Regions from separate parts of the Homo sapiens genome. Here region 1 is linked to region 2. A link is a loop called in an ENCODE intact Hi-C map of the cell type or tissue named here. Cell type or tissue: HepG2. All regions are shown on one strand. Each heading gives the region's core, and the rest is flanking DNA. Links, peaks and the distances in the headings are about the cores only. Region 1 has its middle 38 kb from the start of PHLDA1-AS1. Region 2 overlaps LOC105369844 (a long non-coding RNA gene).

Evidence for each region. Peaks named below come from ENCODE experiments on the same cell type or tissue, not always from the same donor. Only the 100,000 strongest peaks of a DNase experiment are listed, where the experiment ranks them.
Region 1: it touches region 2 in a loop (9-fold over the local background); 1 of 110 quality-filtered maps calls a loop at or near these places.

The regions. Positions count from the first base shown.
Region 1 is chr12:75,985,892-75,998,188 of GRCh38, forward strand. No RefSeq gene overlaps it. Among named protein-coding and RNA genes, the nearest start is that of PHLDA1-AS1, 38 kb to the right of the region's middle. In HepG2, for the core only: no CTCF peak of the experiment used is centred there; a DNase peak (open chromatin) is centred at 4,720.
Region 2 is chr12:75,553,148-75,565,444 of GRCh38, forward strand. LOC105369844 (a long non-coding RNA gene) reads right to left here. Exons shown (of 16, transcript XR_007063375.1): 11 at 11,653-12,297; 12 at 10,072-10,253. Among named protein-coding and RNA genes, the nearest start is that of KRR1, 48 kb to the left of the region's middle. In HepG2, for the core only: a CTCF peak has its summit at 7,224; DNase peaks (open chromatin) are centred at 3,554, 5,324 and 7,224.

The DNA of each region.
Region 1 (12,297 bases), core at 1,480-9,479, 430 kb after region 2:
TAATTATTGAACTTGTGTCAGTTTTATAATCATCAAAGTCTCTTCGGTGTTTATATTAGAGCGTGAGAAAAGTATACATTGTTATGTGTTTCAGAGTGAACCAATGTACTGCCCCTCTAATTTTCCATCAGAGGGAGGAAAAAAGTCGTCTAGAAACTTAACTCTTGTGCATACTGCAAGCCGGGTTCCTTGAGTGCTTCTGGGAAAAACTGGTGGACACAGGTGTTCCTTAGACTGTTAATGCAGAAGTGGTTCTCAGCCTCAGCAACTCACTGCAATCACCTGGGGGTGGTTAACAATTACTGATCCCTAGCCCTATCCCAGCGTTTCTAACATAATTGACTGGCATGCACCCTGGACCCTGGAAGTTTTCAAACCTCGTCACCTGAGTCTAAGAAACAGCTGAGGTTGAGATTACTGTTTTAAAATCTTCAAAAAAATGCACAGCGAAATAAATAAATCTTTTTTAGTTTCCTACAATAAGCCACGTTTCCAGGTCTTAAAACTCCTCTCCAGAATACAGCACAGCAGATGAGTTTGAAAGGAAAAGAAAAAAACTCTCAGATTTTATTGAAAAAATCGATGTGTACTGTTTGAGGTTGGGGGAAAATTCAGGCTTTAATATAAACAAAGGCAGTCTCAGTACAGCAGCCCTGGGAAACTCCCCAATTTAACTTAGCCTTTCAACGATTCTCATCTGCCATAACTGTGGCAGCAGGAATAATAACTGACAATGTACTCTTTATTCACACCAAACACGCCAGTGGACTTCAAAAGGAAATCAACATTTACAGTTTAATTACTGTTTATTCCCTGTATTCAAATCAGCTTTCTTTGGCTACCCCCTTCTAAATGCTCAGAAGGGGATTTAATCATCTGATCTAATTTTTCCAAAGAATAGAAAGTTATCATTACGACAGCACGCTGAAAAAATAATTAAACAAATGCAAAAGAAAGTGTAAAAAATATAACTGCATTGGGTATTTCTGAAGACCTCTGTAAGATAAAGCAGTTCGTTTTTAAGGCAATAATTTAGGGGTTAAAAAGACTGATTCCTACTTTTAACGGAGTTTAGACTTCTGTCTGTGCTGGCAGAATGAAGTGCATTAGTGAAAAATGTTATTGTGCTTAAAGTCAATGTGGCACCACCTACATCAGTGCTGCCTAATAGAAAATTAGGCCAGCTGCTTATATAATTTAAATTTTCTACTAGACACATTAAATTATAAACAGAAACAGGTGAAATTAATTTTAGTTATTTAGTTTTAACCCAATATACCCAAAACATCATTTAAATATGAAATCAATATTAAAAATCATTTATAAGTTATTCTACATTCCTTTTTCTTTTTTGTACTAAGTTTTTGAAATCTGGTATGTACTTTATACTCATAGAGCATCTCAGTGCAGATTTAGTGTCATTTCAATTGCTTATTAGCCACAAATGGGTGGTAGCTACCATATTGGATAGTAGGGGTCTACACAGCAACAATAGTCTGAGAAGTAAAGAAAATGTTTTCCCTTCTGGTTCTTTACTTTTTGGCAAAGCACTTTTAGCTGGGCTACACAGAAAGCTGGGCTTCCTACACTTTGACATTTTCTGTGGCTTTGCTGGAAATGGAAACTATAGTTTGGCCCTTTTCTGCACTACCAAAATTCATGTAGCTTTACATATATATATATATATATATATATTTTAAGTTCTGGGATACATGTGCAGAACATGCAGGTTTATTGCCTAGGTATACACGTGCCATGGTGTTTTGCTGCACCCATCAACTCATCATCTACATTAGGTATTTCTCCTAAAGCTATCCCTCCCCTAGCCTCCCACCCCATGACAGGCCCCAGTGTGTGATGTTCCCCTCCCTGTGTATCATTGTTCAACTCCCACTTATGAGTAAGAACATGCTGTGTTTGGTTTTCTGTTCCTGTATTAGTTTGCTATGAATGATGGTTTCCAGCTTCAGCCATGTCCCGGCAAAGGACATGAACTCATCCTTTTTTATGGCTGCATACTATTCCATGGTGTATATGTGTCACATTTTCTTTATCCAGTCTATCATTGATGGGCATTTGGGTTGGTTGCAAGTCTTTGCTATTGTGAACAGTGCTGCAATAAACATATGTATGCATGTGTCTTTATAGCAGAATGATTTATAATCCTTTGGGTATATACCCAGTAATGGGATTGCTGGGCCAAATGGTATTTCTGGTTCTAGATCCTTGAGGAATCGCCATGCTGTCTCTTCCACAATGGTTGAACTAATTTACACTCCCACAAACAGTGTTAAAGTGTTCCTGTTTCTCCACATCCTCACCAGCATCTGTTGTTTCCTGACTTTTTAATGATCGCCATTCTAACTGGCGTGAGATGGTATCTCATTGTGGTTTTGATTTGCATTTCTCTAATGACCAGTGATGATGAGCTTTTTTCATGTGTTTGTTGCCCACATAAATTTCTTCTTTTGAGAAGTGTCTGTTCATGTCCTTCGCCCACTTTTTGATGGGGTTGTTTTTTTCTTGTAAATTTGTTTAAGTTCCTTGTAGATTCTAGATATTAGCCCTTTGTCAGATGGATACATTGCAAAAATTTTCTCCCATTCTGTAGGTTGCCTGTTCATTCTGATGATAGTTTCCTTTGCTGTGCAGAAGCTCTTTAGTTTAATTAGATCCCACTTGGCAATGTTAGCTTTTGTTGCCATTGCTTTTGGTGTTTTAGTCATGAAGTCTTTGGCCATGCCTATGTCCTGAATGGTATTGCCTAGGTTTTCCTCTAGGGTTTTTATGGTTTTAGGTTTTACGTTTAAGTCTTTAATCCATCTTGAGTTAATTTTTGTATAAAGTGTAAGGAAGGGCTCCAGTTTCTGTTTTCCGCATATGGCTAACCAGTTTTCCCAGCACCATTTATTAAATAGGGAATCCTTTTCCCATTTCTTGTTTTTGTCAGGTTTGTCGAAGATCAGATGGTTGTAGATGTGTGGTGTTATCTCTGAGGCCAAGCAAACTTAATAGACATCTACAGAACTCTCCACCCCAAATCAACAGAATATACATTCTTCTCAGCATCACATCGCACTTATTCTAAAATTGACCACATAATTGGAAGTAAAACATTCCTCAGCAAATGCAAAAGAAAGGAAATCATAACAAACAGTCTCTCAGACCACAGCACAATCAAATTAGAACTCAGGATTAAAAATTCACTCAAAACCCCACAACTACATGGAAACTGAACAACCTGTTCCTGAATGACTACTGGGTAAATAATGAAATTAAGGCAGAAATAAATAAGCTCTTTGAAACCAGTGAGAACAAAAACACAATGTACCAGAATCTCTGGGACACAGCTAAAGCAGTGTTTAGAGGGAAACTTTTAACACTAAATGGCTATAGGAGAAAGTGGGAAAGATCTAAAATCGACACCCTAACATCACAATTAAAAGAACTAGAGAAGCAAGAGTAAATCAAAAGCTAGCAGAAGACAAAAAATAACTAAGATCAGAGCAGAACTGAAGGAGAGAGAGACACGAAAACCCTTCAAAAAATCAATAAATCTCCAGGCGCGGTGGCTCACGCCTGTAATCCCAGCACTTTGGGAGGCTGAGGCAGGCAGATCACCTAAGGTTGGGAGTTCAAGATCAGCCTGACCAACATGAAGAAACCCCGTTTCTACTAAAAACACAAAATTAGCTGGGCATAGTGGCACATACCTGTAATCCCAGCTACTCGGGAGTCTGAGGCAGGAGAATCGCTTGAACCCAGGAGGCAGAGGATGCAGTGAGCCAAGATCGCGCCATTGCACTCTAGCCTGGGCAATAAGAGCAAAACTCTATCTCAAAAAACAAACAAACAAACAAGCAAACAAACCAACAAACAAAAAACAATGAATCCAGGAGCTGGTTTTTTGAAAAGATTAACAAAATAGACCGCTAGCCAGACTAATAAAGAAGAAAAGAAAGAAGAATCAAATAGACACAATAAAAAATGATAAAGGGGATATCACCACAGATCCCACAGAAATACAAACTACCACCAGAGAATACTATAAACACCTCTACACAAATAAACTAGAAAATCTAGAAGAAATGGATAAATTCCTGGACACATACACCCTCCCAAGACTAAATCACGTAGCTTTTCATCAGCCATAAAGAAAGAATCTGATTGAGCCTGGTTTCAGGAATCCCTGAAAATTAACGATAATTTTATCCAACATATAACCTATCCATGTAGAACCAGTGTCTTTGACATCTTCTTTCCCTTTGTTAATAATATTTGTTGATCACACTTGAATGGATCACTCTATCTTTAATAACTGCAGTATATGAAAAATGTTTGCTCCTACTTCACAGGCATTTGAAAGAAGCTTAAGACCTTTTCATGATCCCAGGCGGCACATTCACAATATTATACAAGATCCTGACAATAGACTCAAGCCTCTTAAGCAATGCAAGGGACTACCATTGTAGACAATGTTTTTATAACACCAGAGACACTTGAGCCTATTCTTAACTTTCAATGACCTTTCCAACAGGACTTGTTCAAATTTAACCTAAGTCAACTTTCCATAGTATCTAGAAGAGATCCATGCAATCTTTATCTAGGCCTCTCTCCACACACTCTTTGAAGTTACATTATTTCTTAATCACTCTTCAGCCATTGGTAAATACACTGCCTTCTCCAAATCAAACAAAAAGTCTCCATGTTCTCCAGCTAGTGGATGATGTCAGAAGAAAAATTGAAGGAAACGTTTATATTTATGCCACAAGTCAATACATTGTGACCTTCACTTTAGCTTTCAAGAAAAGCAAATCAGATAACTAGAAATGGCGTAGTTTGTCACAAGAATGTATTTCAAGAACTCAGTTATCAGTTTTGTCATTTTCTAATATCACAGGAGTGTAGTCATTGTGTGCTCTGCAAATATAATTTGCCTTCTTTGCAGTTGCTTCATTTTTCCATGCACAGAGCTTTGCATTTGAAAGTATCTTTGCACGATGTAGCAGAACCCTGTTAAAAAAGATTAGAAATTCTAAAGGCTAAAGGACACATCTTTTCCTCTTCTCTGAAAAATGCAGACTCAACATTAGAGAAGGGCCAGATGCGGTGGCTCACTTCTGTAATCCCAGCACTTTGGGAGGTTGAGGCGGGTGGATCACCTGAGGTCAAGAGTTCGAGACCAGCCTGGTCAACATGGCAAAACCCCCATCTCTACTAAAAATACAAAAATTAGCCAGGTGTGGTGGCACACACCTGTAATCCCAGCTACTTGGGAGTCTGAGGCAGGAGAATTGCTTGAACCTTGGGGACAGAGGTTGCAGTAAGCCAAGATTATGTCACTTCACTTCAGCCTGGGTGACAGAGCAAAACTCCTTCTCAAAAAAAAAAAAAAAAAAAAAAATTAGAAAGGATTTGTATTTTGACATATGCAGTGCACATAAAACCAGAATAAGAACCTACCATGGATTCCTAGTACATCGTGTACTAGGAACTCCCCCTGTAGTTTCACCTCACACAATCCACGATTTTATCTCACTACTTGCTGTCATGTAACCTCCCCTTTGAATGGGATGGCTTTTTCACTGTCCCTTACCCCACCTCCCTCCCTCAACTCCCTACCCTTCCCACCATATACTTATTCCTGCATGCATGCCTTTGCCCATTGTTTTCCACTCACCTAAAATACCCTCAACCCACAAGTAAATCCATAAATATATTAAATATAGGTGAAGATGCTGCACTTTCTACCTTATCTCTTCTAGATTTAGGCTTGCAAGGCTAAATTCCCCAGGCTTCTTTATCCTGAATGATAGCAACCACTGCTTTACTTGGCACTGTAATCAAATTAGCTAGGATTCGCAAATGAATGCTTGATTGAATTGGAAGAAACACTTTTTCGTCTCAGTCATGCTTTATATTGAGCGCTTTATTCAAGGGAAAAAAATTAATTGCATAAGCATAGGTATCTTTTATGTGAAATGTCTGGGGATTTTTATTGTGGTAAAATATATGTAATATCAAACTTACCATTTTAACCATGTCTAAGTGTCCCGTTCAGTGGCATTAAACACAATCAGCTTGTTGTGCAACCATCACCACCATCCATCTCTAGAACTTTGTCATCTTCCCAGACTGAAATTCTATACATTGAAAAGCAACTCCCCACTCTCCCCTGCCACCACGATTCGATTTCTGTCTCTAGGAATTTGACTACTGTAGGAACCTCACATAAGTGGAATCATACAATATTTGTCCTTTTGTGTCTGGCTTATTTCACTTGGCATAATGTCTTCAAGGTTCATCCCTGTTGTAGCATATGTCAGAACTTCATTTCTTCTTAAGGCTACATAATATTCTATTGTATGTATATATCACATTGTCATCCATTCATCTGTTGATGGACATCTGGGTTGTTTCCACCTTTGAGCTATTGCAAATAATGCTGCTGTGAACATTGGCGTACAAATATCGATTCAAGTCCTTGCTTTCAATTCTTTTGTGTATATACCCAGAAATGGAATTGCTGGTTCATATGGTAATTTTTTTTTTTTTTTTGAGACAGTCTCACTCTGTCTCCCAGGCTGGAGCACAGTGGCATGATCTTGGCTCACTACAACCTCCGCCTCCCGGGTTCGAACGATTCTCCTGCCTCAGCCTCCTGACTCACTGGGATTACAGGCACACTCCACCACACCCAGCTAATTTTTTGTAGTTTTAGTAGAGAAGGGGTTTTTACCATGTTGGCCAGGCTGGTTTCGAACTCCTGACCTCAGGTGATCCACCCGCCTCAGCCTCCCAAAGTGCTGGCATTACAGGCATGACCCACCGCACCCAGCCTCATATGGTAATTCTATGTTTAATGTTTTGATGAACCATCATATGGTTTTTCACAGTGCTGCACTCTTACATTCCTTCCATCATGTGCATATAATTTTAAATTATAGCAAAAGATAAATATAAATGTAGATCCTCACTCATTGACACTTTGCTGTTTTTAATCACTGTTTAGGGCAGGTGCAGTGGCTCACACCTGTAACCTCAGCACTTTGGGAGGCTGAGGCGGGTGGATCACCTGAGATCAGGAGCTCGAGAGCAGCCTGGCCAATATGGTGAAACCCTGCCTCTACTAAAAATAGAAAAATTAGCTGGGCATGGTAGCAGGCACCTGTAATCCCAGCTACTCAGGAGGGTGAGGCAGGAGAATAACTTGAACCCAGGAGGCAGAGGTTGCACTGAGCCAAGACCATGTCACTACACTCCAGCCTGGGCAACAAGAGCAGAACTCTGTGTTAAAAAAAAAAAAAAAAAAAAAATTACTGTTTAGTTTCACTAGAATAGTACCAAGAGATGGTAAAAATACCACTCATCCTGAGCCTTTCCCAGAACTTTGGCATTAAAGGGGCTCAGAGCACGTTAGCATCAAACACTCTTCTTGCATGCAGTCTTCTTTGAAGCAACTTTATCTGAGACAAAATTATCAAAGAAAAGGCTCATTTGCCCTTTGAAGATTCCTCTGAACAACTTTTGCTTCCCATCTCCCTCACAGCAAAGTAGAATTCCCATAATTTATTAAAACAAACAAAAAAATTTTCAGAAGTTTCCATAGCAGCTTGCTATTAAATGTTCATGAATAGGCTTTTTTTAAATCTGAAAGGTATTCTATTTCCCTCCTCCCACTATCTCCCACTCCAATCAATCTTGCATCTGCTAACAATTAATTGAATTTAGTTTTAAATACTAACCACATTAACTGCTTCTTATTCAGCTTTGGCACAGAAGTAGGATGTTACCAAAATCCCAGCTGGTAATCAGAAATTAACTTCTTAAACCACATGCAGCAAGACACTAAAATCATATAAAGGGAGTTTTCAAATATCTGCCTTGAGCACTTCCCATTTGTATTTCTCTCTCCTTTCACTCATATCTTGTATTATTTTAGGGCTATACCACAACATGTAGCACTTAATTCTATTCCATATTATTATTCCCTTGATTTGTGTATTGTCATTTGTCTTCCCAGCTACGGTGTAAACACTTTCAAAGCAGGTTCTGGATGTTATGTTTCTTTTTATTTCCTATCTGCATCGTAACACAGCACTCACTTGTTGGTCCAAAGAACATACTTGTCTGGCTGATTCCTTGAGGTTCACAGTGGCTCACATTGTGAGTGCTCAATAAAACATTAAGCAAAATCATTCACTAACATGGCAGGAAAAAATTAAAAATTAAGAAAACATTAAGCAACAATCTTTTTGTCCATAGGTTCAACTAAATCATCCTTGAGTTTCACACTTTATTCAAGTATCCTGACTCTCTAACTCCAGTATCTAAGTGAGTGATCTAACCACACTCAGAGTGACAAGGCAAGGACACAGGTGAAGCATGCTTCTTGCTCTTACACCTTATGTGTGCTACATTCCTGAAATTATTTAAATACATTTCACCCTGTCTTGAAATCACCAGACAACAAGAAATCAAGCAGCACATGGACAGCCAGGGAGATGGGAGACACTTAACAGTGCAACCAGTAATTCTACAGAGGAGGCCCGGTTTTAGGTGAGGAATAAGCCTTCAGCAAGTCCACTTTATGAGCAAGAAAAGCAGCGGCAAATGCCATTACACATATGACTTCATGATCACAAAAGCGAATGGAAACTGTGTATACATTTCATGCACAATCTTTTTGCCCTCAATGTGGTGAAGCAGCTATTCATAAATGGAAAAAGAGTTCATCTTACAGCAAATAATGACAATGATAGTGACAACAGTGATCATAGCAACTACCGAACACTGAATTTGTACCAAGCAATTTGCTAAGTCACTTTCTTGCAACACCTATTTTATTGGCAGGGTTACTTAGATTAAATATCATGGCCACTTACTTAGGAGTAGTCCTGGTATTAAATCCTAAATGTACTGGACTCCAAAGTCTGTGTCACATGTTTTATCCATTAAACTAAGCCAGAGGGTCACTGAGGATGTCCCCCAACTTTCCCTTTTCCTCCCAAAAAAGACTAGCACTTGTCTAATGCCCTTAAAAAATCTGGTTAGTGGCCTGGTGTCTCGAGAATTTGTCCAAAGTACTATGAGAACATCACCTACCCCCAACCCCTCTTTTTTTAAAAATTTTGTTTAGATACAGGGTCTCACTCTATCACCCAGGCTGGAGGGCAGTGGTGTGATAATAGCTCACTGCAGCCTTCACCTCCTGGGCTCAAGCAATCCTCCCATATCAGCCTCCTGAGTAGCTGGGACCACAGGAGAGCACCACTGATCCAGGCTAATTTTTAAATTTTTAGTAGAGACAAGGTATTGCTATGTTTCCCACACTGTCCTAATCCTAACATAACTATATAATTTACTATCTAAACTAGGTCTCTATTATGTAGGACAAATGTTAAACCAACTGAGTCAAGAGAAAAACAGGCATTAGCCACATTGTCCAAAGCAAAGTAAAATCTACCTACATATTAGGTTTTTCCTCCTTAATCCAGCTATTTCTGATAGCAACACCATAAATTAAGTGGCTAATTATATTTGAAGTACTAAATAGCTAATGTAGTTCTTTAAAGCAAGGTCAATTGAACTATAATTTACACAATAAAAATTAACTTTATTTAAGTATACAGTTTATTAATTTGAACCATCATAAAGAGTTGTGTAACCACAACAATCAAGATATAGGATATCTCACCATAAAAGTGCCCTACATAGTTCACCCTCTCCCCACCCCATCTGTCCCTGTAGTTTTGCGTTCCCCAAATGTTATATCAAAGTAATCAAATCATGTAGCTTTTGAGTTTGGTTTCTGTCAGTTAGCACAATGTATCTGAGATGTATCCATGTGGTTGTAGTATCAGTAGTCCACTCCTTTCTATTGAGAAGTAGTCTGGATATACTACAAGTTGTTCATCTATTTCATTCACCAGTGGATAGACATTGGGCTGTCTTCCAATTTTCAGGGATTATGAATAAAGCTGATGTAAACATTCACATACAGGTTTCAGTGTGGGTATATGTCATTATTTCTCTTGTGTAAATATCTAGAAGTGGGAATTATGGGTTATATGGTAAGTGTACATTTAACATATAAGAAACTGCCAACTATTTTTTCAAAGTGCCCTTCCTTTTTTGCATTCCACCACCAATGTATGAGAATATCAGTAACTCCACATCCTTGCCAGCACTCCATGTTCTCAGTTTTTTTAAGCCATTCTAATAGGTATCACATCGTGGTTTTAACTTTCCTTTTTTTTTTTTTTTTTTTTTTTTGAGACATAGTCTCTCTCTGTCACCCAGGTTGGAGTGCAGTGGTGCAATCTCAGCTCACTGCAACTTCCACCTCCCAGGTTTAAGCAATTCTCCTGCCTCCGCCTCCCAAGTAGCTGGGATTACAGGCACATGCCACTGTGCCCGGCTAATTTTTTGTATTTTTAGTGGAGACAGCGTTTCACCATGCTGGCCAGGCTGGTCTCGAACTCCTGACCTCATGATCTGCCCACCTCCACCTCCCAAAGTGCTGGGATTACAGGAGTGAGCCACCATGCCCGGCCTAACTTTCTTTTTTTTAATGACTAATGATGTTGAATATCTTTTCACGTGTTTATTGGTCATCTGTGTATCTTTATTGATGAAATGTCCATTTAAATCTTTAGCTCATGTTTGGATGTTATTATTGCTTGTTCTATTTTTATTAAGTGGTGAGAGTCTGTCATATATTCTGGATAGCTAACATATTTTTTGAAATTAAAAACTGTATGATTGCTATCTGTTTCACAATGGAAATATACTTAACACTAATGAACTGTACACTTAAAAATGGTTAAGATGGTAAATTTTATGTTATGTGTTTTTTACCCCAATTTTTTTTTAAAGTGTATGATTGCTGAATTTCACTCTAGAAGTCAGATTGCAATGTGCGCTTTTCCAGGAAATCATCCAAGAAGCCAACTGCTAATATTGCCTCGTACCCCAGAATCCAATGTCTACAACTCTAGAAAGGCCAGAGAACTGGTCCCAGGCCCAGCCAAGATGAGTTATTCTTGGAGATCCAAGGATGATGAAGCACATGGGAAATTCCTGGTGAAAGGCATGGTGGGATATCCAAGATTATTACTGAAAGGCACTATGGGATATCCAAGATTGTTAGTGCAAGCTTGAGTGATATCCAAGACTCTTGGTGCCAGATACTGGGAGATATCCAAACATCTGTGAAATCCAGTCCTCTGCTTTCAAGAAGTTGCCTTCTAGCTGGGATAATAAGACACAGAAAATTAACAATACCAAGTTGCACAAAATTAGTGCTAAATGAGTACTGCAGACATAGGAGTTCCAGATGTCCAGAGTAGCAAAAAGGGCCCCAAGAGACTTTACAGAAACTCCAAAAGTGGACATGTTTGGGCAGCAGTAAATAGAAAAAAGTTTGCTGGAACTCCGGGGACTCTTACTAAGTGTCAGATAACCATATCTGAGAAAAGTATTTCCTACCACATAGGGTTATCATAATGACTAAATACATATAAAGTTCCTGTGGCAAGGACATAATAAATGCCCTCAGGGTTCTAGTTAGTATTTTATAATTTCTCCTGTAATGTACATATTATTATCTCAATTTAAACTTTTTATTTTGAACTAATTTTAGACTTACATAAAAGTCACAAAAATAGTATAGAGCATGTTCTTATATCCCTCACCCTGCTTCCTTTAATGTTAACATCTTACATAACCATGGTATAATGATCAAAGAGTAAATTAACATTGGTGCCAACATTATTAACTCAAAAGCAGACTCTATTAAAATTTCACCAGTTTTTCTGCTAATGTCCTTTTTCTGGTCCAAGATCCATCCAGAATCCTATATTGCATTTGTTGTTGCCTTGATTTCCTCCTGTGCCTGTTGCTCATTCTTTCCTGTTTTTCCTGACCTTGACACTTTTGAAGAGTGCTGGTCAGTTATTTTGTAGAATGTCCTTCCGTTTAGGTTTGTGTGATGTTTTCTCATGATTAGAATGAGCTTATACAATTTGGGCAAGCATATTAGAGAAACGATGCTATGTTCTTCTCGGTGCATCATAGTAAGTTATTGTGTCCATTTTCAAGATGAAGATTCTGAGGCTCAGAAAAGGATCCACAGCTAATGAGTAGCAACACCTAGATATGGAAACAAAATTTGACTGTCACCGGCTGCCTCTGTACAGGAAATGGATGAAAAAACATTTGGGGGCTGGACACAGTGGCTCACGCCTGTAATTCCAGAATTTTGGGAGGCCAAGGCGGGCAGATCACTGGAGGTCA
Region 2 (12,297 bases), core at 2,411-10,410:
ATCAATCTCCAATTTATACACTATGAGTTCCTTGAGGGCAGGGGCCCCTTCTGGTTCCTCTTTTCTAGCCCATAGCATGGTGCCCAGTACATAATAATATGTTCAACAAATGTTTGATGATTGAATATATGCAGAAAATTTAAATTATGAGACAGTGTAAATAAATAAAAAGGAAAAGGAGTTTACAACATATAAACACACAGCCAGCCCAATCAAATGATTATCTATCTATCGTCTTCTCTTTATCTCTCAGAAAAGTGTCAGGCATTTTGATTCAGAAATTCTAAACAGCATGCAGCCATAGCCACCTCAGAAGGACCTGAGCTGAGGACACCACCTGAGGATTATGGTTGTTAATAGAATTATTTTTAGTCCCTCTGTTTAGCTGAATGCATTCCTTTGTGGGGAATTTAAAGTGCTTCATTCACATGTCCGCTTAATTGTCACAATCCTGTGGCTGTGTAGGGACAAGATTAGCACTGCATTTCATGAATGAGGAAGCTGGAGAAGGTTGACTCATTCAATGCCACTCAGGTAGCTCTTAGGAAAGAGAAGATTGGAAATGCTTTTCTTATTCTTGGTGTTTCTGCTGTGTGGAACTGCCACTGATTTTAGCATCAGAGTAATCAAAGCTTGACTGCCACTGAGAGATCCAAACATTCACAAACCTGAGAGTCTTGGTGGCTAAACTGCCACAACCAAGAACATACTGAGTCAGATCCTTTTTACCTCCTAATATGTGAGGCCTGAAGCTCAGTTTCTGTGAATTCCTTCCTTGGAAACAGCTACATAATTTTCAGGGCCCTGTGCAAAGTAAAACTGCATGCTCCTTGTTCAAAAAGTATGAAGAATTTTAGGAATCTTTCTGCAGATCATTCAATGAAGCATGCAGGGCATTTCTGAGGTTCCTCATTCAGGCAAGTAGCTTTTTTCTTGCTCTTCTATCATCGCCCAGATCTTCATCAAGTTTTACTGAACTATTACTCCTAATATCTTCTATCTTCTTTACTTGTTTTCAGTAACATTATTCAGTGAACCTCTATGCTGGCATTGGGATGAAATTCCTAAAATAAAAATCTGTTGAGGTCATTACCTTGTTAAAAATCTTTCAAAGATTATTTCTTATCTCCTGGGTAAAGTAAAACTTCTTATGCTTCTCTTTCGGTTATTTACTGGCATATAAAAAAACACCCAAAACTCAGTAGCTTAAAACAGTCACTATGTATTTGCTCACAATTCTGGGTTTGGCAGTTGAAGAAGAGATCAGCTGGGATACTTTGTCCCTGCTCCCTAGGGTATTGCTGGGCTCACTTATGTATTTTGTGGTCAGGTGACAGTTCAGCTAGCGACTAGCTGGTCCCAGATGGCAGTTGACTAGGGCTTTCAACTAGTGTGCCTCAGTTTCCCTCCACATGGGCTCTCCAGCGAGCTGGCTGGGATCTTCTCATAAGGGAGCTGGATTTTAAGATAGTAAAACTGAAAGCTGGAAATGCCTCTTGAGGCTTCAGCTCATAAATTGCACAATGTCACCTCTGCCACATTTTATTCATCAAAACAGATCATGAGACCAGCCCAGATTCAAGATGTTGGAGAAATAAATTTTACCTCCTGAAGGAAGGAACAGCAACATTACATTGCAAAGAGGATGTCTACAGGGTTGTGAGAAATTTGTGGCTGTATTTTGTAATACCTTAGTAACACCTTGCCTTGCATTCTTCATGACCTACACTTACTGACCTTTCCTTCTTTGTCTCCCGTTACTCTCAAAACACAATATTGTTTTGGTAATTATGATGATAATGATAACAACAACAGATACAGACATTGATATTATCTTTGTGTCAGGCATCATAGCTCATGTGCATGTATCATGGCATTTTATCCTCCAAATTCCCTATAATGCAAGTAAATGGATATTTTATCCCCATTTTAGAGATGAGGAAACCGAGACATTCAGGAGCTTACTAGGTCTCACAACAAAAAAGAACCTAAACTGGGATTCAAACTCAGGTATGCATGATTCCGACATTCGTTAACATTGTATCATGCCACACAGCTATACCAAAGTGTTTCTCTTACTTAATGTGTACTCACATGCCTTTATGACATTCACATGCTATTCCCTTTGCCTGAAAAAGCCTATATCTATCTCTTTCCTTGTCTTCCTTTTCTGTTTCATCCCCTTCTTCACACACAACAGAAAAGCACATACACAACTCTTTATGAAAACGTTTCTGATTCTCCCAGGCAGAGTTAGGTGTCCCACTGTGTGCAGATCTGCTTATCTGTTTCTTCTTGAGCATTTACCTTTTGACATAGGAATATTGTCTTATTTTTCTTTCTTTTTTTTTTTTTTTTTTGAGATGGAGGCTCACTCTGTCACCCAGGCTGGAGTGCAGTGGTGTGATCTTGGTTCACTGCAACCTCTGCCTCCCGGGTTCAAGTAATTCTCCTGCCTCAGCCTACTGAGTAGCTGGGATTACAGGCGCGTGACACCTCACCGGCTAATTTTTGTATTTTTAGTAGAGACGGGGTTTCACTATGTTGGTCAGGCTGGTCTCGAACTCCTGACCTCGTGATCCACCCGCCTCGGCCTCCCAAAGTCCTGGGATTACAGGCGTGAGCCACCGCACCCAGCCTAAATATTGTCTTATTTTTCTATGCAACTCTCAGGATTAGTATTTACCTTATAGTCATTGTTTAATAAATGATTATTGAATGGAACTTTTTAAAGCATGCTAACTTTGATAATAATTAAGATTATAGTCAGGCTTGTTGATAATTTTTACTGAAATAAGCAATCGAAGTAGTTGAAATAGCCAAAACAATTGTCCATGTAGAGTTTCAGACAATCTTTTGCCGGTGCCAGTTGCATTAGACCATTCATTCATTTATTCAATTATTCAGGCTTTTACAGGACATTGTGTACTTTGACAAGGCATTCATGCATTCAGTCACACATTAAGAAAATTAACAGATGTAAAAATGAACCAGTCTTATGTTTAAATAACACTGGATTTTCTATTTTGCTTTGTTTTGTTTTTGTAATCAATATAAACTACAGTCTAGATTAGCTAACTTAACACCCATTCCCAACCCTGTTCTTTGCTTGATTACCTTCACTATCGAGGCTATAAATACTATGTACTCACTTTCTTAGCCTCGCTTGCAGATGTGGGTAGTCATGTGGTACAGTCTTGTCAATGACACATAATTTGAAATACGTTAGAAATTGTTTTGTGAAAATTTTATTTTCCTCTTTAAATAAAGACTAGACACTCATTTCCCTTTCTCCCTGCTGTGAGTACAGACATAGTGCCAGGAGTTGTAGCAACCATCCTATAACCATGACAAACAACCATCATGCTATGCACTGCAAAGTATTAAGACAGAAAAAAACTAAATCCCCCATGACACAGTTGAGCTGCTGTATAAGCCTCCTGACTCTCTACATACAGACTTTATGCCAAGTGAAAAGGGAGAGCTCTATTTGTTTAAACCACGATTGGTCAAATTTTTTTCTTACTTGTAGCCAAATATATCCCTACCTAAGGCACATACAGTTTGGCAATACAGTGTGGAAATTACCTAAAAGGATGTGTGTGTTTTGGGGGAGGGGATTATTTTATTTAAACAACAACAGTGTAACATGAGTCTATAAGGGCAAAGATACTTGTTTTGTTTTGTTTTTATTCACTGTAATATCTCCACAACTTAGAGTAGTAACTGGCACATAGTAGGCATTCAATAAATATTTGCTGGCTGAGTTAATAGTATAAATGAGGAGCTGCCTCTTGAATTGTGTATCCTAGCTTCGCTTCTGCAAGGTGTATTTTAGCTGTATACCTTAAATGGCTTTCTGAAACCTAACAGCAACAAAAGTTTCATGCAGCCTCTGACCATAAGAAGAAGCTTCAGGCATCCTCAGAAGAAGTCAATAACTATAAGAGCTTCTAAATCTGGTGAAATCCTATTCCCGTTTTATTATAATATCATAAAAGTCAATTTAAGGGGATACCTGCAAAGGATCTGAAATCACAGCTATAGTGATGTTACATTTGACCTGGGTTCACCTGCTGCATGACTCCGTGTGCACAAATCCCTCATGCTATCTCTCCGACAGGATGTGATCTGGTAAGGAGGCTTTGGAAATGTAGTCATAACATTTGCAGTTTATTGCCTTCTCTCTGTATTCTTCATCAGAGAGATGACAGAGGTTCATGAGGCAGAGAAGTGTTACTTGTTGAACTTTGGGCTTTATGTATGTATACGCAGGTATTTTACTATCTTTCGCATCCAACAACTCTCACTAGATCAGAAGCAACAGATGACATTTGAGTGAATTCTATACTTAAATAATTCATCATGATGCATTATTTCTTCATCTATCTTCAAGAGATATTTTTTAAAGAAGGATCCTTCCTCTTGTTGATCCACTCTAACAAAAATATCTTGCTTTATTTTCAGCACGTAATAGGTCTTTGAGAAAATACTTGTTGTGTGCACAACTAAATTATAAGCTGTCAATGTAAAGAAAAATATGTTAATGTTAATTTAAATAACTAAGAATGAAGTTCATTATCGTGTCAACAATTCATTTGTCACCTTCTGAAAAAAATATTGTCAGAATCACTATTATTCCTCCTTATTAGAGATTTCTAATAAAAGGTCCATGATGATCCTTTAAAACTAGTCCTTTGCCTATCTTCATAACGACTTTTGCTTTATAGAAAACAATACTAGTTATGTGATTCAAAGTGGATTTTTCTTCTAGAATAGTCCTGCCTATAATGTCCAAGGAAGAGCAATTACTCTTTCGAGAACCATCTGAACTAGTCCAACAATTTGCTTGAGGAAAGCTTGAAGTATTAACCTGTTCTCACTTTGTTTTTTAAAAATAAAAACACATGTGGTAGTAAGAATTCAGTTTCCATGAATGTGCTGCATGCTGGTCAGAAGACATGAAGTCCTTAGATTTTTTTATAAGAATTAATACGCATTATGAAGGCCTTTTAGTTCTCCATTTACCTTGGGAGCTCACTAGCTCTAATAAGTGCAATAGTAAACTTTGACATTTCTCTAAATTGTGCCAGGATGTTAGCTATGAGAAACATGTTTGGAGGTTATTTGCCTCATTTTTCTCCTTCCTTTTGCTTTCCACTCAGTTTTCCCCACCTTGCACACAGGTCTGTTTACCTAACTTCGGAGAATTTGTGCTTGGTTTGCTTCAGCAAAGAAGTAGTTGGATTCCTCTATTGATTTTTGACCCCCATTCTAACCTCAACCATCACCCTTCTCTAGCCCAAGGGAGACCTGAGCTTTGTTTTTAAGGGAAAGGGCAATGAAAAGTCAACGCACAGGTCAGGGACAGGCAGTAATGAAACACTGGGATCAGGTGGCAGCAGCTTCAGCTCCTTTCACAGGACACTGAGCAAGAATGAAGACTCAAGGACACCATTCAGAGAAAAGCAGATGGTTTGTATCAAGCGCTTGGTTATGCTCAATCTCCTATCAGCCATTGTTGTCTTGCAGAAACATTTCCAGCTACGCAACTGGCCTGTTTTATGGAGGGACAGAGCAGTTTATGGTAGAGATGCTCTGTAAACTATTTTTATAACCTTGAAGGACATTAGATATAATCTATGAAGCAATGAAAGGTATGAGTGTTTTGGAGATTATCCCCCAACATTAGCTTCCCAGGAGTACCCCTTTTACAAGTCTGTGGTTTATGCTCCTTTGGGCATGGATGTCGGATCACTATTTTGGGAACTGACAACAATAACAGCCAGCTTGACTGTGTTCATACTCTCGAGTGTATATAAGCATCCACAAAATTTGGCTTCTTAATGTGAAATGACACCTGATATGAAACTGTCCCCTAAGAAGGTGTCAAACACAAAAATTCAACGGAAGCTAGGAAGCATGCGTCCAGCTGAATGTGCACACTGAGAAAAGGCTTTTTCAAATGTAGTAAAAGGAACTAATACAACTGAACTCTGTAATGAATTTAAATCTAATACAAGTGAACTCTGTAATGAATTTAAATAGTCTACCGTATGTTTTATTAGAAGAATGTCATTTGGGGCTTGGTTGGTGGATAGAAAGTTTTCTAGAGGCCGTGTCAAAAAAAAATACAAAAATATATAAAAGAATTTCTGATGTTTATTTAGTGTTTGTGAAGGTCCAGATACTATGTTAAATATTTTTCAAGCCTCATAGGTTCATAATTAAATTCTTTAAGGAAAGAAAGCACTATTATGATCTCCATTTTACTGTAAAGGAAATTGAAGTTTAGAAAGGCCAACTAACAAATGAATGCTTAACCCAGGTCTATCTGAATCTAGTGCCCTAAAATCTTAACTGATAGGCATTGTTGAATATTTACCTATGATTTCAAAGCCAGGCATTATACTAAATGAAACTAAGAGATAATAACCTGGAAAATGTGAATAGTCAGAACTATTCCATTAAACAGCCAGTCAGAGTTGAGTTATACAAGGATTCAAAGAAATGTATATGTGTGCTTCACACAGAAATTAATTTCGGAATGGCCAGTTTGTCAAAAATGATAGCTTTTTTTTTTTTTTTTAAACAAGAGTCTTGCTCTGTGGCCCAGGCTGGAGTGCAGTGGCATGATCTCAGCTCACTGCAACCTCTGCCTCCCGGGTTCAAGCAATTATCCTGCCTCAGCCTCCCAAGTAGCTGGGATTACAGGTGCCTGCCACCACACCAGGCTAATTTTTTTGTATTTTTAGTAGAGACAGGGTTTCACCATGTTGGACAGGCTGGTCTCCAACTCCTGACCTCAGGTGATCCGCCCACCTTGGCCTCCCAAAGTTCTGGGATTACAGGCGTGAGCTACCGTGCTGAGCCAGCACTCTTTTTGAAATACTAATTTTTAAAAATAGATGAACTGTGCCTTTTTTCTTCTTTTTTTGCATTTTATCACAAGCTCATGGATCTATGCTATACTACAAGCCCATTTCTTTCATCTATTCAGTGGTTTCTGATGACCTAACACTGTTAGGTAAAGGTGCATGTGTTGCCAGTAATTTTCTCACCAAGAATTACTTTAACTTATGTGGTTAAAGGTGTCAATACCTTCCCAGGAAAAGCACTGAGTGGGTTAGTGGAAGGCACACACTTATCAAGCAGCAGTTCTTGAGCAGCAATGCTTGTTGTAAAAGTGCTAATATTTATTTTCCACACTAGAGGACAGTGCTTGAAAGAGTAACAGTCCTTACCTCAAAGGTTAGGCAGCACCAAGACTGGAACAATCAGACCATTATTAGCTTCCCTAACCCACGTGCAGAGCACATAAAGATTTTATTTCTTTGGGAGAAAAAAAGAGAAATAAATATGTTTGCTCTAACATGCGGCAGTAATCAATGATGATGCTGTATTAACTTCCTGGGCACAGAGAAAGAGAAATGCCAGTAAAATTTACTAATTAGAATTGCCAAAGAATGAATGAAAGAAGACATCTTTATAAATGCACATGAAATCCTTTCACAATAAGCTCTTAAAGAAAGAATTTTTGTTGAAGCTGTGACTAAATGCTCAGAAAAATAATCTGATGTTTTGGGTTGATTATCATTAGAATTCAGTGATGAAAAACTTATTTACGTAAACATCTTGTTTTCTCTCATCAGTATAATAGTCATACATGCTGTAGGGTACAAAATACAAGGCCCAAAACATATATGTAATGTTATTTGATGGTTAAGTTTTGCCCTTGGAAGCAGGAGATGGGTGTTGGAGAGGGAGTGGTTAGTGGTGTTTGAAGATGGATTTCAATACTATAGAAACCCCTTTTGGTTTTACCTGCATGAATCTTCAAGCAAGAGTATCACTAACTACATAGACTGTCAAAAGGGAGGCATTGTTTCCTTAAGCCATAATTAAAGACAGTCCCTCGCCTTGACGTTTGCTTGAACAAGGACCATTGGGACCCTGAGGGATTAACTCAGCATTCATACTTTTCAAAAGGGGCTGGTGGGAGTAAGAAAGAGGAGGAATATGAGAGACTAATGAAAGATTTCATTGAAGGGCACCAAATCCAAGACTTCTCATTGTTCCTGGAGCCAGCCCAGGTGATTCACCAATCAGCCAGTGGAAGGGGCTCTGTTTTACTGAACTGAGGTGGGTGTAGTAACCTCTACTTTCCCATTCTCAACATCTGACCCTTTTCTACTTCACTGTTACCCTCATCTTCTGTTTATATTGATTGCCTACAGTGTCACAGAATTGAAAAATACTGGGGAGCCCAGCACACTCCTGGGTACTACAGCAGATTACACCAATTTTAAATCTTCTCCCTGCCCTGAAGGATATATGGATACACTCGGTAATAGAAAAGCTTACCGTCTAGTGGAGAAGATGCCCCGATACCCAATCAACCATCCCCTCTCCTAGCGTGAGAACAGCCCTATCTGAGCAGTACTAGGTATTCACTCCTATTCATTTTCTACCCCTGACTTGAGGACACAGTCCTGGGGACAGTGACCCCAAGATTTCTCTCTTTCTTTCCTTCCTTCCTTCCTTCCTTCCCTCCCTCTCTCTCTCCGTCGCTCCCTCTCTCTCTTTCTTTTCTTTGAGTCTTGCTCTGTTGTCCAGGCTGGAATGCAGTGGCGCTATCTCAGCTCACTGCAAACTCCGCCTCCCAGGTTCACTCCATTCTCTGGGACTACAGGCGCCCGCCACCATGCCAGGCTAATTTTTTTTGTATTTTTAGTAGAGACGGGGTTTCATTATGTTGGCCAGACTGGTCTCAAACTCCTGACCTCGTGATTCACCCACCTCGGCCTCCCAAAGTGCCGTGACCCCAAGATTTCTAACAAAAATCACCACAGTCTGGAATATCGAGAATTTTGTTCAGCCCTCTGTAGCTATGTGACCCTGTACAGCCCTGCCCAAGACAACTAACTACTCTGTACAACACAGTTTCCTCTTTGCAGAATGAAATTACAGATGTAACCACATCACGGGATTAGTGTGTGAGTGGAAAGGAAATAAGGGTGGGAACGACCCTGATGCCCATCACAGAGCTCTTTCTGTTGTGGATCCTTCATGAGCTCATAAAAGTCACTAATTTCAAAAGAACAGGCTTTATTCAGCCTTCATTTGGGATGTACAAAATTTTGGCCCCGGATGGAGACCTGATTATTTACATTCCAAAGGATCTTCAACTTTAAAACCTTAACATAGCATTTTTTTTAAAATGAATTAGCTGGAGTTGTAGAATACTAGATCTGGTTTAGATTTTAGAGCTGTTTTAGGTAGTCTCCTGGTGATCCACCTCCATATATAAATAAGGAAATAGCAATTGGGATGTTTTCCTTGGGCTAAGAGCAATTTTTTGGAAGAGCTAGTCTTAAAACCAAATCTTCTGATTCTCAGCCCTGTTGGTTGGTCAGCTAATAACTGTAAACACGAGATTAGAATCAGACATATATAATGATAAAGTGGCCTAAAACCATCACATTATTCAATGAGATTTGCTTATTAAAGAAATCTACATTGCATACCCATTCAGAAATATATTTATAAGAAATACTGAAGTACAAACAGCAAGAGGAACCAAAAATGTGTGCACAAATGCAACCAACATCAATATGCCATCACCAGCCATCCAGGTTATTTCTAGTCTTATCAAAATCAACATAGCAATAAAATGTCTCCTTGTCCTTTCAACCTCCTTATTAAAATGCATTAAATTTGTTTTTTTCATACATAGAAAGATAAGGTTATTAATTACAGGAACTGCTTATCAGCAAAATGTAAAATAGCAGGAAAGTCATTTGATGGTTTAGCTAAGAAGAAAAAGGAATAATGGGAAGAAAGAAATTCAGATGAAAGAAGTTGAAGGAAATGAATATTAAATTCATATTCATAAATGATTTAATTTTTTAAATTGAAACATTTCCTAGAAAGAAATCACATATTTTAAAAGAAAGTCGATTATGAAGTATACAAGTATATATATATGTATGTAAATTGCCATTTAAAATTAAAAGAATAAACTGTTGTATATTTTACTAGACCTTTTACAAATAAAAAGGATCACCTCACCTCCAGAATGGTCCTGGCAGGATTGCAGGTAGCTGGGGTCAGCAGAGGTGTGAGGGAGAGGTGATCTCGGCATCTACTCCAAACGCCTCGCTTTGATTCCTATATAACCTTGTTGATAACTGGAGTTTTGGGGAATCTTAGGTTTTAAGAACTTCATTTCACAGGTACTTAAAATTAATATCCTGCAAATAGAAGGTAGAGGATTACCTTCTCTTCAGAAAGCAGAAAAATGGAGCAGTCAATTCTATCAACATAGCCTGTATTTGGAGCACGGCTTTTAAACAGACAGCCAGGTCTCTGCTGTTGTGTTGTCTTGCCTGTCAATCAAAGTGTTTGGGAAATGGATTCTCAACGTTATGTGTCAGTCAATAACCTCAGTCTTGAAACAGAAGACCATAACAAGACTGGATTTATTTGCATTTAATTTCAATGAATTTACATGTCATGGTCACAAGTTTTAATTTCCTTCACAAAATAAATTAGTGAAAGTCACTTGTACAGTATTGATAGGAACAAAGATTTTCAGCCTAATTTATCTGAAATATACATATAAATTTAGTAAATTTAAACACAACCCCTAATTTAGAGGAACAGATAGACACTAGGTATTTGGGAGCCATTATTCTTTTTCATTTTAGTAGGAAGTAATTTTTTTCTTTTTTCTTTTTTTTTGAAATGGAGTCTTGCTCTGTCGCCTAGGCTGGAGCGGTGCAGTGGTGTGATCTCTGCTCACTGCAACTTCCACCTCCCAGGTTCAAGCAATTCTCGTGCCTCAGCCTCCCGAGTAGCTGTGATTACAAGCATCTGCCACCACGCCCAGCTCATTTGTGTTTTTAGTAGAGACAGTGTTTCAACATGTTGGCCAGGCTGGTGTCAAACTCCTGACCTCAAGTGATCTGCCCACCTCCGCCTCCCAAAGCGCTGGGATTACAGGTGTGAGCCACTGCGCCACTTTTCCTCAAGTACAAAGTAATATATTTAATATTTGGTGTTGATGAAGGAGGAGTTTAAATTCACAAAGCCTTATGGGGAAGCAGCAGCTTTTGTAGAATATAATATTCTGTTTATATTACCTATCAATCATCTATCTACCTATCTTCTATTTATTGAGTAGTTTTCCAAAACCTTTTCAGCTATAGAACACTTAAAAAAAAAAAAAACTCATCTGAAAAAGTCATATTAAAAACAAAGGTGTTCTGGCTGTGTTTGGGGTGAAGCCCGTGCCCAGGCCCACTCTGCTGCATCCTCATTTGTGGGTTGAAAGGAGAGACGTGTGTTTCTGGGAAAGGGGCAGTACTGGCTGAAGGAATTGCTGTGACCCCATGGCAGCTGCCCTTGGCAATCTCAGGAGGAAATGCCTGCAAACCAGGCTGTGTAACAATAGCCAAACAGGCTGCTTTAGCCTTTGCCAACACCAGAAATAAAGAATTCATTATGACTAATTAATTAATAAAATATGCAATGCTTCCTTTAAGGCTGTCCTGACTGGAAACACTGTAACAAAATTAGCAAACACTCTAAACCATGAGTCCCATGTGTTAAACATCCCCCAAATCATATCTGATAAATAAAAAAGCATACCTTCTAAGCCAGTGAAGGGTCGAATATTTCAGGAAGGATCCATTGTTAACCAGTTGAAAATACCTCGATTATATTCCATACTGCAGTGGGAAGGAGTGATTTACTCTTACTTTATTGGCTTGCATTTTAATTTGAATCTATTTTTAAAAACCTACTTTGGTTGTGGTTCAATACTTGCATAGTTGGCCAAGTGATGTTTAATCATGCATTTGAGTCGGTTGGGGACTGCAAGCTCTCAGAGGACGGGACTCAGCTGCTTAACTTCAATCCTCTGCCAACTGCTCTATGTTGTCAGGTGCCTAGGGATGGCCTTGCAGCCAGAGCTTTTTCTGTGGCTTCCTTTTCCTCTTCATTCTATCTCTAGTCCCCATTCAGACTTTTTAATAAGAGCAAACTACTTCCCTCGGTAGAAAGATTCCATCTGCAGAATTTTCCTGTTGAGCATATGTCACGCATAACCAAAAATTGTATCAAATGAAGAGGATGTTTGACTTCAGCCAAAACCATTCTAAGAGACTTTGAAGTTATGGCGGCTCCACTAGTTGTACTCCACTAGAAAAGTTTTTTTTTTTTTTTAATGACACATTGAACCCTAAAACTAGCTCATCAGATCATTCAAATAGCCTGGCTGATTAGACGTTACAG